Linked DNA regions of Mus musculus: region 2 is linked to region 1. A link is a loop called in an ENCODE intact Hi-C map of the cell type or tissue named here. Cell type or tissue: heart. All regions are shown on one strand. Each heading gives the region's core, and the rest is flanking DNA. Links, peaks and the distances in the headings are about the cores only. Region 1 overlaps Zfand3 (zinc finger, AN1-type domain 3). Region 2 overlaps Zfand3 (zinc finger, AN1-type domain 3).

Evidence for each region. A loop is a pair of places that touch in the nucleus more often than their neighbours do. Peaks named below come from ENCODE experiments on the same cell type or tissue, not always from the same donor. Only the 100,000 strongest peaks of a DNase experiment are listed, where the experiment ranks them.
Region 2: it touches region 1 in a loop (2.1-fold over the local background); 5 of 42 quality-filtered maps call a loop at or near these places.

The regions. Positions count from the first base shown.
Region 1 is chr17:30,020,375-30,028,708 of GRCm38, reverse strand. The region is part of intron 1 of Zfand3 (zinc finger, AN1-type domain 3); the gene reads right to left. Among named protein-coding and RNA genes, the nearest start is that of Zfand3, 20 kb to the right of the region's middle. In heart, for the core only: a CTCF peak has its summit at 3,858 (motif pointing right); DNase peaks (open chromatin) are centred at 948 and 1,868; H3K4me3 peaks cover 1,289 bases; H3K27ac peaks cover 2,686 bases.
Region 2 is chr17:30,094,052-30,102,385 of GRCm38, reverse strand. The region is part of intron 2 of Zfand3 (zinc finger, AN1-type domain 3); the gene reads right to left. Among named protein-coding and RNA genes, the nearest start is that of Zfand3, 93 kb to the right of the region's middle. In heart, for the core only: no CTCF peak of the experiment used is centred there; no DNase peak of the experiment used is centred there.

The DNA.
Region 1 (8,334 bases), core at 59-8,058:
TTTGAAAGTACCCCAGATTGCACAATTTTGCACAGATTGCACAGATTTGCACAAGTCCAAACATTTCATAGTGGCATAGTACCACTTACTGACAAGTTCCTAAAAGTCTTGGTGAATTCTGACTTGACCTCAAAGGCATTTCTTACTAACATTTACAATGACTGAAAAAAAAAAAAATGAACCTTTTTCTCTGATGCAGAAATTTCAAAAATCACTGATAGTCCACTACTAAGTGCACTGTCCTAGTACTCAGCTCTGTCTGCACACAAAACAATGCTCTGACAATGGAGATGGCCACAAAAATCAGACATCTGTACAGGAACTAAAATTTAATTTCAAGCTTCTTTTTTATTCCAAAAAAAATTAATAAATATTCTTTGTTGTGTTTATTTCAAGACACAGTCTCACTACATGTAACCTCAATTAGCCTAAAGCTCACTACACAGACCATGCTGGCTTCAAGATTGGGGCAATTCTCCTGCACCTGCTCCCAAAGGCTGATATTAATGACCTCACTACCGTTTGGCTTTCTAAAAATGTCTAAAATAAAAAGGCCATCTTTTGATTTAAATCTTTTCTTACCAATCATCTATGAAAAACTGGGAGCCTATCAAGATAATCTGAATCTTCTCAAGCTCCTATCAAATTAGAATAATTAGTTGAGCAAACACAGACACACCCTATCTAATTTCACAATACCACTCAAACATAATTCCAGGAAGAAACTTTTTAGTGGGGGAAGGGAAGGACAAGGAATCTTGCTATGAAACCCACACTGAACTCAAATCTGAGCTGGAATCTCCCTGTTCTGTTCCACTAGCAGGAGGCTTGCCTTCTAAACACTTCTGTTACTGAGTCCTCCAATGAACTCTCTCTGCTTAAGGTTAAGGCAGAAGTTTCCATCAGAGACAGCTCTGGGCACTAAGCCAAGTAGAGCAGCCAGAGATAACATGGGGGGAGGGGTCCACTGCAAGTTTCACTGTTGCAGCAAACTAGTTTCTGTGCCAACCATCAGACCCCAAACTGCCTACAGACCACATCATCTATGACCCCTTTCTAGTTAACCTGCCCTCCACTGCCAGAGGCACCTCCTCTCTCCTTCTTTCTTAGCACCAGGAAGGTCTAAACAAGGCCATCAGATAAAATCAGAATAGAAACTGTCTGCATGTGTGAATACAGAAAAAAAAAATAGTAATTTAAGCCTCAAAAACAAAAGGCTCTTTTTGACTTAATTTTTAAATTCAGTAACACAATGTTTAAGTTGCTACTTACTGACCGTTGCATCAACTTTGTAAACCTGGCAAACATTTACCTTTAAATGACTTAGTAGAAAAGAGTAAAGTGTCTGCCTTAGTTCTCAGCAATGCAGAAACATTAAAAACAAAGTATTTCACGGTTAGTACTATCAGATGTCCTTGATTTCCAACTGTTCTGCACAAAGAAACTTTATTTTCATGACAATGAACTACTAGAAGCTAATATTAAATATGAATTCTGAAGATGCAAACCTAACCACTCACATTTAAACCTAACATTTTAAAAGGGAAAAAAATACCATTATCAATTTAGTGAACAGTTTTATGGCCAAGAGGCCTGTGAAAAAGATTAAAGTGTTTATATCTATAGAGCTGAGTTACAATTACCCCACTGCAAAGAAGTGAGCCAACAGACTGTTTGTTTGTGTCCATGTTTATTGTCTCAGGAATACTCTCTGCGGGCGAATAGTTCTTTTCCATAAATACATTTTTGCATACCCATTATGTTTCAAACATTGGTAAAAACAGTGTCTGAAAACCAAGTCAAACAGCCCCTGCCCCGATGGAACTTCCTGCCTGTTATCAAGCCAACCCACCCTCATACCTCAGACAGAAGTGATGTGACAGGAGGATTTGGCAAATGGCCCAAACACTGCTTGTCCCCTGCTGTTTAGTCTGTTTGCTTCCTCCAAACAGATGACTGCCTGCCTGGCCCTGGTTACACAGTTGTTATAATCAAAACCGTGACTCCCTGCCTATTTGAAAATACGTTTACTAAATCTTTTTTGGTTAAGGCAGAACGAGAAAAACAGTGAAGGTCCAAACTTTTCAACAGTAATACTAAAATAACACCCAAAACAAGTCATTAAAATTTTTTTAAGGGGCTGGTGAGATGGCTCAGTGGGTAAGAGCACCCGACTGCTCTTCCGAAGGTCCAGAGTTCAAATCCCAGCAACCACATGGTGGCTCACAACCATCTGACAACAAGATCTGACTCCCTCTTTGGTGTGCCTGAAGAGAGCTACAGTGTACTTACATATAATAATAAATAAATCTTTAAAAAAAATTTTTTTTTAAATCAAAGCATAACTTAAACCAAGAACAAAACATAAATCACACAAAACCCCTTGCCTATTTATGTGTATTTTATGTGTATATGTGTGTATCTGTGATGTTTGTGGGTGCTTGTGGGTGCCTAGAGAGGCAAGAAAAAAGCCTGGGATGCCCTGGAGGTGCAGTTGCAAGCAGTTGGAAGCCATGTGATATGGGTGCTGGGAACTCAACTCAGATCCTCCAGAGCACAGCACCATCTCTGCAGCCCCACAGACTGCCTGTGCCATTCTTTCCTTAACTGCATTTTCTAAAAAACTCCAGGGACTAACAGGTATAGCTCACAAGAGCACTTGCCCAGTGGGTACCACTCTATCCCTAGTGCACATCTCGTGTACACTGAAATCTGAAGATTCCGTTCCTATTAGTAACTGTGATGCAAGGAAACAAAGAGAAACAGAAAATACACAACATATTTCTAGTTAAGAAGCTTTGAAAACATTGAAATGCTAGAATAACACCCTAGTTACCACACTTAATGCTCAGAGTCACACTTCTAAATATATACTGAGCAAGAAATCCACACATCTAGTACATATATGCCACTGGCCTTTCCCACAGTGTACTTAGAGCCAGAAAGGACAGTCTTCCCTCACCTGCAGCCAGATCCATGCAGAATGAACTCTGCAGGTTTCTCATCTGCAAATACAAAAGCTTTACAGCCCCAGGTCTTCCTCTCTCTCTGTGGGGCGGGGTCACAGCCAGAGCTGATGTGATGATTAGTAATCAATGCGTACAGTTCCTGAACAGTGCTTCTCCCAGCTCACGTTCCCTGCAGCCTGGAATCCCTGTCCTCACTCTCTAAACCCAGCTACTGCGTGTGACTGGTGGGAGTCTCAGCAGCTGAATGGTCCCACAGCTTCATCAAGTGTCACTTCTTCCACATTCACCCCTACAGCTACCAACATTGTACAGAAACTGAACTACACTCTGTAAGTAACGCCCTATTAATGAATGATTTTTTAAAAGGCATAAAAATTACAGAATATTCTCCTTAAGAAAAAAAAAAAAAAGCCAGGTAGAAAAGGTGGCCAAGATGGCCCGCCCCTTGAGTAAGAAAAGTTTCTGACGTATGCTATAACTAAAATCTAAATTAATATTAAAAGAAGTCGATGAACATCCTCCTGACTGCTGCAAACAAAACAGGGTACAATCATCCCTTCTGCAAAATGGCGTCCCATATATATATATATATATATATATATATATATATATATGTATATATATATTCTTTTTTTTTTTAAAGATGTATTTATTTTTATTATATGTAAGTACACTGTAGCTGTCTTCAGACACTCCAGAAGAGGAAGTCAAGATCTCATTACAGATTGGCTATGAGCCACCATGTGGTTGCTGGGATTCGAACTCCGGACCTTCGGAAGAGCAGTTTTTTTTTTTTTACAAACGAACAAAGAATATGAAATTTGACAAATACTCAAGACTGCATTAGACCTTTGTTCTCTTCCTCATGCAGACTTCTAGAGTCCGCCAGCAGGGGGAGTGCAAGTGCACTGACACTACAGCCTCAAGGAATCTGTGCCTAACAATCTCCTGAAAAGTTAGGTGGGAAAAAACTAACTTCTGAATACTGGTCCTGAAAAACAGTGGCTCACCAGTCTAATTATGGCATTACATTATCATTCTTCTACTTTGTGCTGACACTTTATAAAGCTACTACCTCAAGTCCTTTTGACAGATGTAGGCATATTCAAATAAAATATAAACACATGCCTTCTTTAACAAGAGAAAGTAATATTAATCAAAATTCAATTAACAATGTAAAAATGTTATTTCTAAAATATCCAACCCAGCTGAGCTCAAGGCAGCCACACTGTTCCCACGGACACTGTTAGTTCCCCCTCCTCTGTCACAGCAGCCCTACCTGCCAATCTCTAGGCGTTCAGAATTAATGTATGATTTACAAGGTAGCTAACATGTTTCCACGGACACAGATTTGGAAAAACAAAACAACCCAGATAGCATGCCTTTAATCCCAGCACTCGGGAAGCAGAGACAGGTTGATTTCTGAGTTCGAGGCCAGCCTGGTCTACAGAGTGAGTTCAAGGACAGCCAGGGCTATAGAGAAACCCTGTCTCGAAAACCCAAAAAAAAAAAAAAAAACCAGACTAGAGAATAAAGGGTAACACACCCTATACTGACCATAATTGCAAATTCATTCTATCTCACTTTCCATGCCAAAGAAAAAATTATGCAGTTACTGGATAAGAATATAGTTTGCCCCCTCCTAAACTCATGTAGAGTTAAATCACTATTGTGAGAATTTACAGTGGTGGGAAATGCTCACAGCTAAGCCCTCTGAGAGACGGTAAGGTTTAGAGAAAGTCATTAGGGTGTGACTGCCATAACTAAAAATATGTGCCTTTAGAGACAGAGAAGCCAGAAGCTATCCACACCACATCTTGCCATATTATCATCTCTACCGCTCCCACATGCTCCCAACACTGTGATGGCATCTAAGAGGTCCTCGCCAGGACCAAACCCATGCCAGTGGCCACTGTTGCCCTTACTCCACCAAACTGTGAACTAAAGTCTTTTTTGTTTGTTTGTTTTGTTTTGTTTTGTTTTGTTTTGTTTTATTTGAGACAGGGTTTCTCTGTGTAGCCCTGGCTGTCCTGGAACTCACTCTGTAGACCAGGCTGGCCTCGAACTCAAAAATCCACCTGCTTCTGCCTCCCGAGTGCTGGGATTAAAAGCTTGTACTACCACTGCCAGGCGGCCTCAAACATTTTTGACAGTAAAAGAAAACAAACACACTAGCCAAAGCAGAAACTGTGATTACAAACAGCTAAGAAGGGAGCTGGAGAAAGCTGGCTCAATGGTCAGTGTGTGCTGATGTGCAGATGAGGGCTGTGCACCACTGCTGCAGGGTCCTGAGCTGGGTTCCCAGCACCCTCGTCCATGCAGTCCCTGTAACTCTGGCTCCAAGATCTGACTCCTCTGGCCTCCAAGGGCCTTCTCATACATGCATTAAATGAGCTTTTTATTTGTGCTCATTATGTCTTAAGAGCATTAATACCTCATCTCAAGGAATAAGCACATGGTCTTTAAAACACTACACGAAACACGGTTTTAAAAATCTTAAGAGGTTCAAGATGGCTCAGCAGGTAAAGGCACTTATCATCAAGACTGGCAATCGAAGCCCAATCTAAGAATACACATGACAGAACCAACCAACTGCCCCCAAGTTGTTCCCTTGACCTGCCCAGACTGGTATCCTGGACACATAATGTACTCTTGCTCACTCTTGCCCACTAAGCAGTGACAACCAAATGCCTTGCCACACAGTCACATGCCTCCTAGGAGATAAATTCAACATCCTCCACACCCCCAAGGAGAACCACTTAGCAAAATGGAGCTCCAGAAGGAATCCAAGCAGAACTGCAGTGCAGAACTTACACAGCTGGTTAGAGAGCCCTGTGTGCCTGAGTGTTTTTAAAAGCTAGGCGAAAAGCCGTTCCTTAGGTAGTGTGTATTTTTTAAGCTATCTTAACTCTCCTTGACAGAAACCTTTACACATTGCACTGCCCTCTTGAATGAGGATATCAAATCATAACCTACATGAACACTCAGAGTCATTATGAAAGTCACTCATAATTCTGCAGGATATTTCTAATAGAGAACAATAACCAGCTCTGCAGAGCTCACGTAGAGTTTGTGGGGGAACAGATGGTGAAGCAGGCCGAACAGGATCATCTAAAGGTAGATGAGTGTGGATTCTAACTCAGAGTAAGAACACTGATCTGTTTTCCAAGAAGCACAATGGATAAAAGAGAGGAAAAAAAGATCAGGATACAGCAAGCAGCCTCAGTAAGAAACAAGGGATAAACAGAAAACAGAGGCTCCCTGAGCAAGGAAAACAGGGAGAGACACACATAGAAGACCAAGTTCATGAACGTGAAGATAGAAATGGAAGAGCTGTAAACAATCCCAGACACTGACTTCTGGCTGAGTACATGCAACCAGGAATGAAAACTGAGAAGCCTTCCTGTGGGGAGAGGGAAAAGAGGGGAAGGGACGGAGAAGGAACTTTTAAAGGCCTAGTCTCAAAATACTAGTAAATTGCCAGGCAGTGGTGGCACACGCCTTTAATCCCAGCGCTTGGGAGGCAGAGGCGGCCGGATTTCTGAGTTCAAAGCCAGCCTGGTCTACAAAGTGTGTTCCAGGACAGCCAGGGCTACACAGACAAACCCTGTCTCCAAAAAACAAAACCAAAAAAAAAAATCAAAACTCTAGTAAAGTCAACTTTACCTCCTCAAATCCTTAAGTCTGTGTTAAATTCCATCCTCAGCAAAATGGGGAAAATAACGTTCAAACCAACTTATGCAGACTATCCCATACCTGACAGCAGCGGCAGCCTGGAGAGAAGGGAGGAATGCTTCGTCCCCACTCCTAACCAAATGGCCTGGAAGTACAGTCTTCACTGGGTACCCTCACTTCCCTACCAGAATCCCCACCCTAAGCTTTCACAGCAAAGCCACCAATGGCTTTTTCCTGGCTGCTTCCTTGGCTTCCACGGCCACCATGTTTACACATCCACCTTGATGCTCTTTTAGGAAACTTACACTTGAACGCACACATGTTCCTCACTTCCGCATGCTTCCTTTATTCTGCCTCTACTCTTTTCTACTGTCCCAGCTCCAACTCAACTTTACACGTCTCCACTAATCTCACATCTGCCAACAGTTTAAGAAAGGCAGCTCTTTGTGGCTATGAGGCAATGCATGTGTTCAGTAGCATGGAAAAGACAAGAGCTGTGGACCACCATCCACTCACTTCTTTCTCCAGTCCAACCCCCACTAGGGAGGCAACCTCCAAATCCAATTAGTTTTTGTAAAGAAACTAAGTTTCACACACACACAGAGAGAGAGAGAGAGAGAGAGACACACAAAGAATAAGAGAAAAGGGGAGAGGAGGAGAAGAAAGAGGAGGAGTCGGCAGCACCATTACCAAAATACAGAAAGAGAGGTATCCACACCACACAACCAACAAAAAACAAACCACAGTTTTACAGGTTCTATTTACTAAGCCTCGTTTCATAACCAGTACATACTTTGATGCCTTTTCTAGAGTAACTCCCCTGAGAAAACTTCCAGATCAAATCAGGAATAGATATGACATCCCTTATGGCAGGAACAGTATTAGAAAACAAACCTGCATACAAAATGAATCAATGAGGGGGGAAAAATTCTCTCAAAGAAACTGAGGGTGGCCCTGGTTCTCCAAGTGTGGTTCCCTAAGCCCATCTGCCCCACAAGGGAGGCTTGTCCTTTGTAGGAAGGATGCTATCAGCAATCGGTTTCAACAAGTGCACTCTGAAGCTTGGGAATCAACCAGAGACACCTGCCTATTACTAAGGTCCTCAGAGTCTTCCTGAGTGCAGGCCTCCCTGGCAGACTCAAGCTCCAGTGTAAGGAGCTGACTCACAAGGTATGTGATGACTCCTGCTCCTCAGCTAGTGTCCCCCTGCCTCATAGTCTTAGGATACCTAGAATCTCACATGCTGTATCTTCACTCCAATTCCTAGATCAAAGCCTGCTCCTGCTGCTAAGTCCCAGAAGTGTGGAACCTGAGCTGATTCTTTTCAGCCCAAAGACAATTGAATTACTCAAACAGCAAAACACTACTGAGTAATAAGCCTCAAGACTACTTCTATCAAAGTTTTTGTTTTGTTGTTTTGTTTTGTTTTTTGAGACAAGGTTTCTCTGTGTATCCCTGGCTGTACTGGAACCGGCTCTGTGGACCAGACTGGCATTGAACTCTGAGATCCACCTGCCTCTGCCTCCCAAGTGCCAGGATTTTTTTTATTTAAATTTCTCTCCTACAGAAAACAAGGTGATGAACCTTACTTGTCAGAAATATACCATAGTTATAAAAGTTCTATTAAAACTAGAACTTTAAAGCTGTCAAATCTCCTGATATTCTTCTCCCTTACCTACAATGATCTTCA
Region 2 (8,334 bases), core at 115-8,114, 74 kb before region 1:
GCATTCACAGGGCTTCCTCCTTGTGTTCGTCACCTGACAGAAATGGCAAGCTCACTCCTCAGCGGCCTTAATAGGCCTTAATTCAACAAGAATATCAAAGAAGTAAGAAAACATAAGCTTTGTGTCTCAGGAAAGGTCACACTCTCCTGCTTACATGCTGTCCTTTAAAGTCAGACCATCTGCTTTCCTACAATGTATCCAGACAGAAGCAAAGACAAGTCAAACACCTAATGTGGCACCAGAGTTTTCTGAGAAAGCCACAACAGAAACTAACCACATTCATTTCCAAAACTAAATGTGGATATTGGTAACACATGCAGGACTATGGCAGGTTCCAGCAAGAGTTCAGAATGCAGTTTTGGCAAGCTCTTGCAGTTTAACAGATGCATGAGAGGAATTCAGAAGATCATTTTGTCTCTCCTGATATAAGGATTTTCAAATATTTAACTGTGGGTGGAGGGTGGGAGGTAAACACTGGCTCTATTATAACCTGATATCCAGCAGTTTGGATGTTATTTGCTGCTGAGAGAGGGAAAGAAGAAATCAGATGTCAGTGGGAAATGGGGCCAAAAGCATTTATCCCCTTGTTAAGATGCCACCTAAACTTAGTATTTTTCTCCCCTTCCATACAACAGCACCAGGCAACAGAGACCACACACTCAGAGTGAAAGAAGTTAGGTTTCTTTCTTTTAAATTATCTGCTAGCTATTCATTAAACTTTTAATTTATAGGGCTCAAAATTCAAGTCTCTCTCAGTCTCTCTCTCTCTCTCACACACACACACACACACACACACACACACACACACACACACACACACACAAAGCAATGAGGGCTCCCTTCCCTTAGGTCCTTCCATAAGGCAGTGCAGAAAGATACAAATCTGGCCTATGAACACAATGCCTGTAGGCAAGTATCATCAGGATTCTTAATTAGTTACCAAGAGACCAAAACCTCTGAATCCTGGATACACACATCCAAGAATGACTATATATTTAAATTCCTATTAGCAGGAAGCCCACTGTGGTTTTGACAAACCATGTACTACATATACCTAACAAGGACAAATCCGGGTCCTTCTCACAGCCTTAAAATTGAGTTTTAAAACTGAACACTTAAAAGTACTGCCAAAGTCTGTAACAGCTTAGAACTGGGACCCCTGAGACACCTAGTTAGTGGTAAATGATGTGGGCTGCAGAGAGAGAGGGGAGAGGGAAGAGGGGAGGGGGGGAGGGGAGGGGGAAGAGGGAGAGAGAGAGAGAGAGAGAGAGAGAGAAGGGGGGAGCAGAATGAGGAAGACAAGATCTCAGCTCACAGCAGGGTTCTCATGCTCAGAAACCTCTCACAAACTATCTTAGTCATTTTGGACATGCACACCCCAGACATGACCAACTTTCCTGCTTTAAGAAATGTTCCTACATTTGAAATTTTACCTGGGGTTTATAAGTATAAAACCAAGTAAAAAAAAAAAAAAATACACTTTTTCCAAGCCTTAGGGAGTCACCAGTTTGTCTAGCAATAAAATATCAGTTCATGAATTGTATTCTCCATAATGAAGGTCGGACCTCCCTCGTACAGTATCCTTAGATCAGTGTAAATTGCCATTGTAAATACTCAGTTTCCTCCAATAATCCCAGTTTGGGGATTTTTTTTTTTTTTTAATTACATGTAATTGAAGACCCTGCTTTCCAAAAGGTCCCTAAGCCTCTCTATCTCAAACCTGAAAGGTACAAGAATTCTCTGCAGTGTGGCAGGCAAGCAGGTTTTGATTCAACTGGGTTGGAGCAGCATCTCCGTCTCTCCCTCTCCAACAGCCCACCTGATCCTGCTGCGGCTAGAATTCAAGACATCCATTCTACGACCTCAAAAAAAACTGCACTTATAAACAAATCAATGGATGGACACTAACCACCTCTTTGAGGAAAAACTCTCCATTCAAATGGGCAGAAATCATTTTCTGGGTCATGTTTTCTGCCTGTCCCTCTAGCTGTTGAGCCTAGTACTAATTTTAAATATATAATCTTACCATTGGCCAGAATTAACTTAAAGCTAACAAGGCTCACACTTTAAAACTTTTATTCAATGATCATTTCACTGTTGATTCCTAAATCCTGAGCCAAGGACTAGATGGCATTATGCAAATAGGTAAAATTAAATAAATGGCAAGAATACGACAGACGCCGTCATCTCTCTGTTAAGTCAGTTACACGGCTACACATACTACATTTATCATATTGTACTTGTAAGTCTGTCCTGGAGATTACCCTTCTGAACGTTCAACAGAAAACGGCCTTTGCTGACCTCTCCCGCCTCTCTTCAAAATTTTTAACCACTTATTGCTATGAAAATGCAACCTAGGCCCCAAATTCAAATTGTTTCATCCCTCTGCCTTGCCTGAGAAACGCAATGTAGGGCTCTCACTAGCACTGGTCTAGCTACAAAATCTGTGAAAAAAACCTTGGACTTTGAAATCCTGCCACTCCTCAGGAGTTATGCTGGTGCAATGTGTACAACAATGAGACACAGGGGCTACAACTTGCTACAGTGTGTAAGCAATGAGACACAGGGGCTACAACTTGCTACAGTGTATAAACAATAAGACATGCTGGCTACAACCTGCTTCAGCCTCACACTCTTTACCTTAGATTTCAAGGAATCCATAGCTTCTTCCTCCCCTCACTCTGAACGATCCTCCTGATCACAGATCATCAGTTAAAACCTCAGCAGGAATCAGCATTGTGCACTTTTATGTGCTGTGCAGAAACACGTAAGAGTTTAACACCTTATAATCACAGCACTAAGAAACTGTTTTAGCAGAGTGCAGGAATGACCCTCATCAAGGACAACAGCAGAGACCCAGAAGACAGCCAAGTTTATATTTTATTTAGAAAGGACAGCTTTTTAATCAGGCAAATTTCCCATGTTCTCTGTGTGTGTATATATATAATAAATTATTTAGTGTGAAATAAAGTTGGTGTGAAACTTCTCACCATCCCACATTGTATTACATCAGAACAGACACAACAGCTGGTCGGTTTAACTTACATCTTCTGTTATTAAGCATTACCTCAAGTCTACTAAACTCACTTTCTAACATGTGCAGTGTGTATGTACTGTGTGCGTACAGAAGATGATCACTTTTCTCTGGGGCATGAGGACAGATGTTGAAGCTGTCCCTACAGAAATATACATCTCAGGGTACACCATGGAGGACAGCTGCTGCAGCTAGCTGGTTGGCCCTTGTCTGAGTTCATGCAGCACGTGCCTGGAAGACTCCTCTGAATCAGTGACATCTGGTTACAGAACAACAGCATTGCAAAGGGATTTCAAAAAACCAAAATTTCAGGTTGAATAAACTGCCTAATACATGTACATTCAGTTTAATAGATTATCACAGCATTCAAATAATCTTCTTTCCCTCATATGTGCTGAAGAACTATTTGAATCCTACTTTTAGTGTTCTTGAAAGCTAATCAAATGTTAAAAAAAAAATTAAGCTTAGCTAATATGATATTCATCTTTCACACCAACTTCAAGTTTTTCCACTCCCAAATCACAAAAAGTGCTTACGATAGTCTTTAATGGTTAAAAATCTTATATTTCTTCAATTTTAATGTATAACTTTTTTTTATTTCACATAGGAGCCCTATGGTTCAGACATATTATTCCAAAAATAAACTTTCTCTGTCAAATACTTAAATGACTTAGCTGAGTTTTGAAAGCAGAGAGAAAGATGGAGCCTTGTGGCTGCATAAGAGCTGCTCCTCCTATATAACAGGATCTGATCTGAGACCGCCAAGTGCTCTCACAGTATATTTTTGACAGGCAATTGTTAGCTATTATTGTCAATGCAATAATGAATCCCCACAGTCATTTTTATATACTGCCACTATAAAGAAATTAAGATTTGATTACAAAGAATTACCCATAGAAACATGTCAATGTCTATCAAACTTTGATAGATATTAGAGCCAAACTTTGAGACTAAAGTTCCACCTTTCAAAACATGCTTAGATGGCCTATATAGTGAAAGTAAAAACGTGTGTGTGTGTGTGTGTGTGTGTGTGTGTGTGTGTGTGTGTGTGTGTGTGCTATGCATCCATAAAAAAAAAAAGATCAAACTAAACCACCCCACATGGAACTCCTGGGCTTTGAAACACACTAAAGAAATTCTGAGCCAATCTGCTGAGCAGACTCTCACTTCTCATCCTGCTCGTATTCAAGCGCCCAAGCCATGGCACTTTCAGAGACTGATGATCTCACTGGAAGCTGCCCATCATGTCTGGAACAGGGCAAGCAGTTCACTGTCCACACATTCCTACACAGATTTGTGACGACAAGAAAATCACCAGCTTAGAGATGGAAGAGTTCACATGTGTATTTTACAGGCTTTAAGTAAGCTGTGGATAACTTCTGAGAGAAGATCCTCAAAAGAAATGCCAATCTCCTCTTATCTTTACAAGACCACGATGTGCTACTCAGTAGGCTTAACAAAGAAGCAAGCATTTTATTTGTAAATGATTAAACACAGAGGTTGTGAATTATCTCTGAACTCACTTTTCATATCCTTCCCACTCTATAGCAACGTATTTTAGGCTAAAATTCAAGTCTGGCAGTTGGTAACTTCCATTTTATTCATTCAACCATTCCAGCTGATGGAGTCTAGGTTAGAAGTATGCATGACCGCAACTGTAGCTGCTACAGTATACTGTTTGGTTCCATCTGAATGAACATTTGTTCCTGTGCTGTGTCCCACTTCCTCACCACACCAACAGACCAAGATTCTGCATTCCCAGTGTGTTGCCATTAGAGCGGAGGCGGGGAACGAACCCCTCAGAGGAGGAACACTGTTCATTCTAAGGCAGTGACACGGAGCTGGGCTGAGGCCCGGGAGCTCCCTTTCACCTCTTATAGCTCCAGTTACCCAGCCAGTTATAGAGCAAGACTGCTTAACAGAAATTCTGTAACTGTGTCCTGTTCTAAGTAGTGTGATGCGCTCACACCATCCTGCCATCATAAAGCCACAGACTTCCTGTCTGGCATGTCCAGTACAGTGCGTACATTCCTTCCTTCGTGCCAATACACTCAGAGATTCAACCAATGCATAAAAATATGTTTTAAATTGTCATCTGGGGCTGCAAAGTTGGCTCAGTTAAAAACAAAAACTGTTCTTTCAGAGAACCTTTGGTTTCAGCACCTACATGGTGTGCCTCAAAACTACCTTGTAAATGCAGCTCCGGAAGATCCAACATCGTTTTATGGCTTCTGAGGCTGGACAGACAGACAGACAGACAGACACACACACACACACACACACACACACACACACACACACTTCTTTTAAATGTAGTATATGTACTGAGTATGTACACTTTTTTGGTACTTTTCCTTAGCAATAATGCAGTAACTATTTATATAGCACTAAAAGACAATAGGCATTATAAGTAATCAAGAGAAGCTTTAAAATATGTACAAGTGCCACACCCACTCCAGTGAAGAAGTCTGTGTGGCAAGCCCAAAAGCTTGGACGCAGTCCTGAGGCAAAAAGTTTCACGGAAACATAGCCTCCAGGAGCCTTGGCATCCTATGGCATGAATGCTCCAAACTTGTCCTGCATTAGTAGGTGGATGGATCTGTGTGCTTTTTTTCAGTGTTGTTTTATTATAGGTGCCTCCAAGGAATGTTTGTCAAATACCTAGATTAGGTTGAACTTTGCTTCCTGGCCTTAACCAATGTCCTAGGCAGCCCCTAAGCTGACCTTGGGCTTGGAATTTAATGAGAATGTTACTCATTCAGATGACTTGCCTCCAGTATTGAAAGAGAGTGTGAAAGAAATCAGGCATTACTATCTACTACATAGAGTTAGAAATTTTAGGGCAAGCTTAGCAAAGTAAGTTTAGAATTCTTATTACAGTTATGTATGGCAGACTATATTACTTTATAGAAGAAAGTCCCCCACAAAAATCACTTAGAATAACAGCCGAGTCACTCCCATATACAGGAATTTACAATGGTTTAGGAAGAAGATCAGGCTGTGGTTTAAGGAGGAACTAGAGTGTTGCATTATTCATGAGAAAGTTAGCTAGAGCAGAACTCCCTAGCACATACTTTCACTAGCCCAGAGGAATAGCATAGTTAGGTATTTACTACAAGCTGACTGGTGGTGCGCTAAACAATAAATCAGAATTAGAACTATGGCTTGGGCATGAAAGCCCTTGCCCTGGGAGCATAAGGACCTCACAACTGGCTTCTAAGAATATAGCTGGCCTTAGATAGAGCTGACTTTGTCTCAGTTGTTACACTGCCTAGTTCCTGCCAGTCTTTATGTATGCATTCTTCTGTTTTGTGTAAAGAGTCATTAAGCATGCCGTAACCGCAATGTACCTTAGCTGATGTGTCACCTAACTTATTTTCTTCTGTATTATAAGTCTGATGCTCACTTTGAGAAGTTACATTCAGATACAGCACTCTGTCACTTTTTGCAGACTCCTGCATACCGGGAACCTGATTCTCCCGTGAATTGAGGGGCCGACTGAGTCCAGTCCGAGGCATACAAGTATATAAACTATAAGCAAATACCATACTGTTCTAAATAGAACACTTGAACACACCCAGATCTGAGTACCCCATGTATATTGAGGAATGGATCTATACATCACTTGCCTATTAGACATTTCACAGACGACCTGGTTATCAGAGTGACTGTAGGGCATGGTGCTTGTCTAGGAGCTAATGGTGTTAAGAGTACTCACTGCTGCAGGCTTCTCAGAAAACTGTTCCCGTTGCCCCATCTCACTACTGCTGTCCCTGCACCGTGTATACTTGCAGAGCACTGTGTCACATAATTTCACTTTCAAAGATGTTATAATCCAGCCAGTCAAATATAACTACTTCCACTTGCATACATGGGCAACTCTCATCTCTGAAATATTCTTATGTTTACTTTATTATGTCGATGATTTCAAACACAGAAAAAATAAATAACAGGTCCTAATAAAATTAAAGTGACTTCAAACAAAACTTGTCTTGAGCCCAAAACTTCCAGTGAGTTTATAAGTTTTCAACATTTCAAATAATGAAGAGTTAAAACAAATACCACTCAGAAAGGCAAAGGGGAAGACAACACATGGTTATTAACTCAGAGCTCACCTGTTTATCAGTGTTTAGCCTAAAAGGCATGACAAGAACTCTTTTATATGCTGCTAGTTTTGAATTGACTTCACTTCATTAAGTGACCTTCCATAATAGCTTGCTGCAGCCATGGAAATACAAATGCATGTGTATAAGTCTACAGTTTCCAGCAAGCCAAACCTCTCACAACACTATCAGCATCATGCAAATTTAGGGATTTTACATGTGACCACAGAATGAATTAATGTCTGATAAAGAACTAATAATAACCCCATAGTTTCACAAAGTAAAAAGTAATTTTATTCACTAAAATCTAAAGGTCTGAACCACTAGCTATTAGCTTGCTAAAAGATAAAATTCTAATATCTTTTACAGTGCTCTGATCTACAGCAATATACTTAAAGCACAGACTCTATTAGGTAAATGAGAACACTAAGGTGCAACCGTGGGACCTGGGACAAGCTCTCTGCTCAGATGCATGTGCATTCACTCCAGGCTCTCACCACAGAGCTCAGAACTCCGTCTACACGATTATGCGTATTTCTTAACTTGGAAGCTGGTACTATCCTTTGAGGTGAAGATACAGCAATTAATTTCAGAGTGAATAAAAATGAATTCAAACACTTTTCATTCTACAGCTTTGATTTCCTTTGGGACACTTGCAGACCACTTTGCAAAGGGCATAAAAGTAGTGCTGTCTTTCTCAGGTGTCTGGGTGCTCCAAGTTCCTTTCAAGTGGACAGAGCCCACTGCACAAGAGAAAGAGAAGATGCTTATGTTTTCTGCTCCTACTGATACACAGTGCGTGCATTAAACAGAAAGCACAAGGCCCACAGTGAGCACCTATGCACTTTTCATTCCTTTAGAAGCCTGTATGAAGGACGAAGAAAATCATTCCTATTTCTTAATTTCAAAATTAGAAACCTCAAAGCCCACCCTCAGTGGCATACCTTCTTCAAGAAGGCCATACCTCCTAACCCTTCCCACAGTTCTACCAACTGCAAACCAGACATTCAAATATACGAGCCTACAGAAGGCATTCTCATTCAAACTACCACATATACTAACTAATTTGCTTTCCTTAAAAATTTTTTTCGCAGCCGGGCGTGGTGGCGCACGCCTTTAATCCCAGCACTCGGGAGGCAGAGGCAGGCGGATTTCTGAGTTCGAGGCCAGCCTGGTCTACAGCGTGAGTTCCAGGAC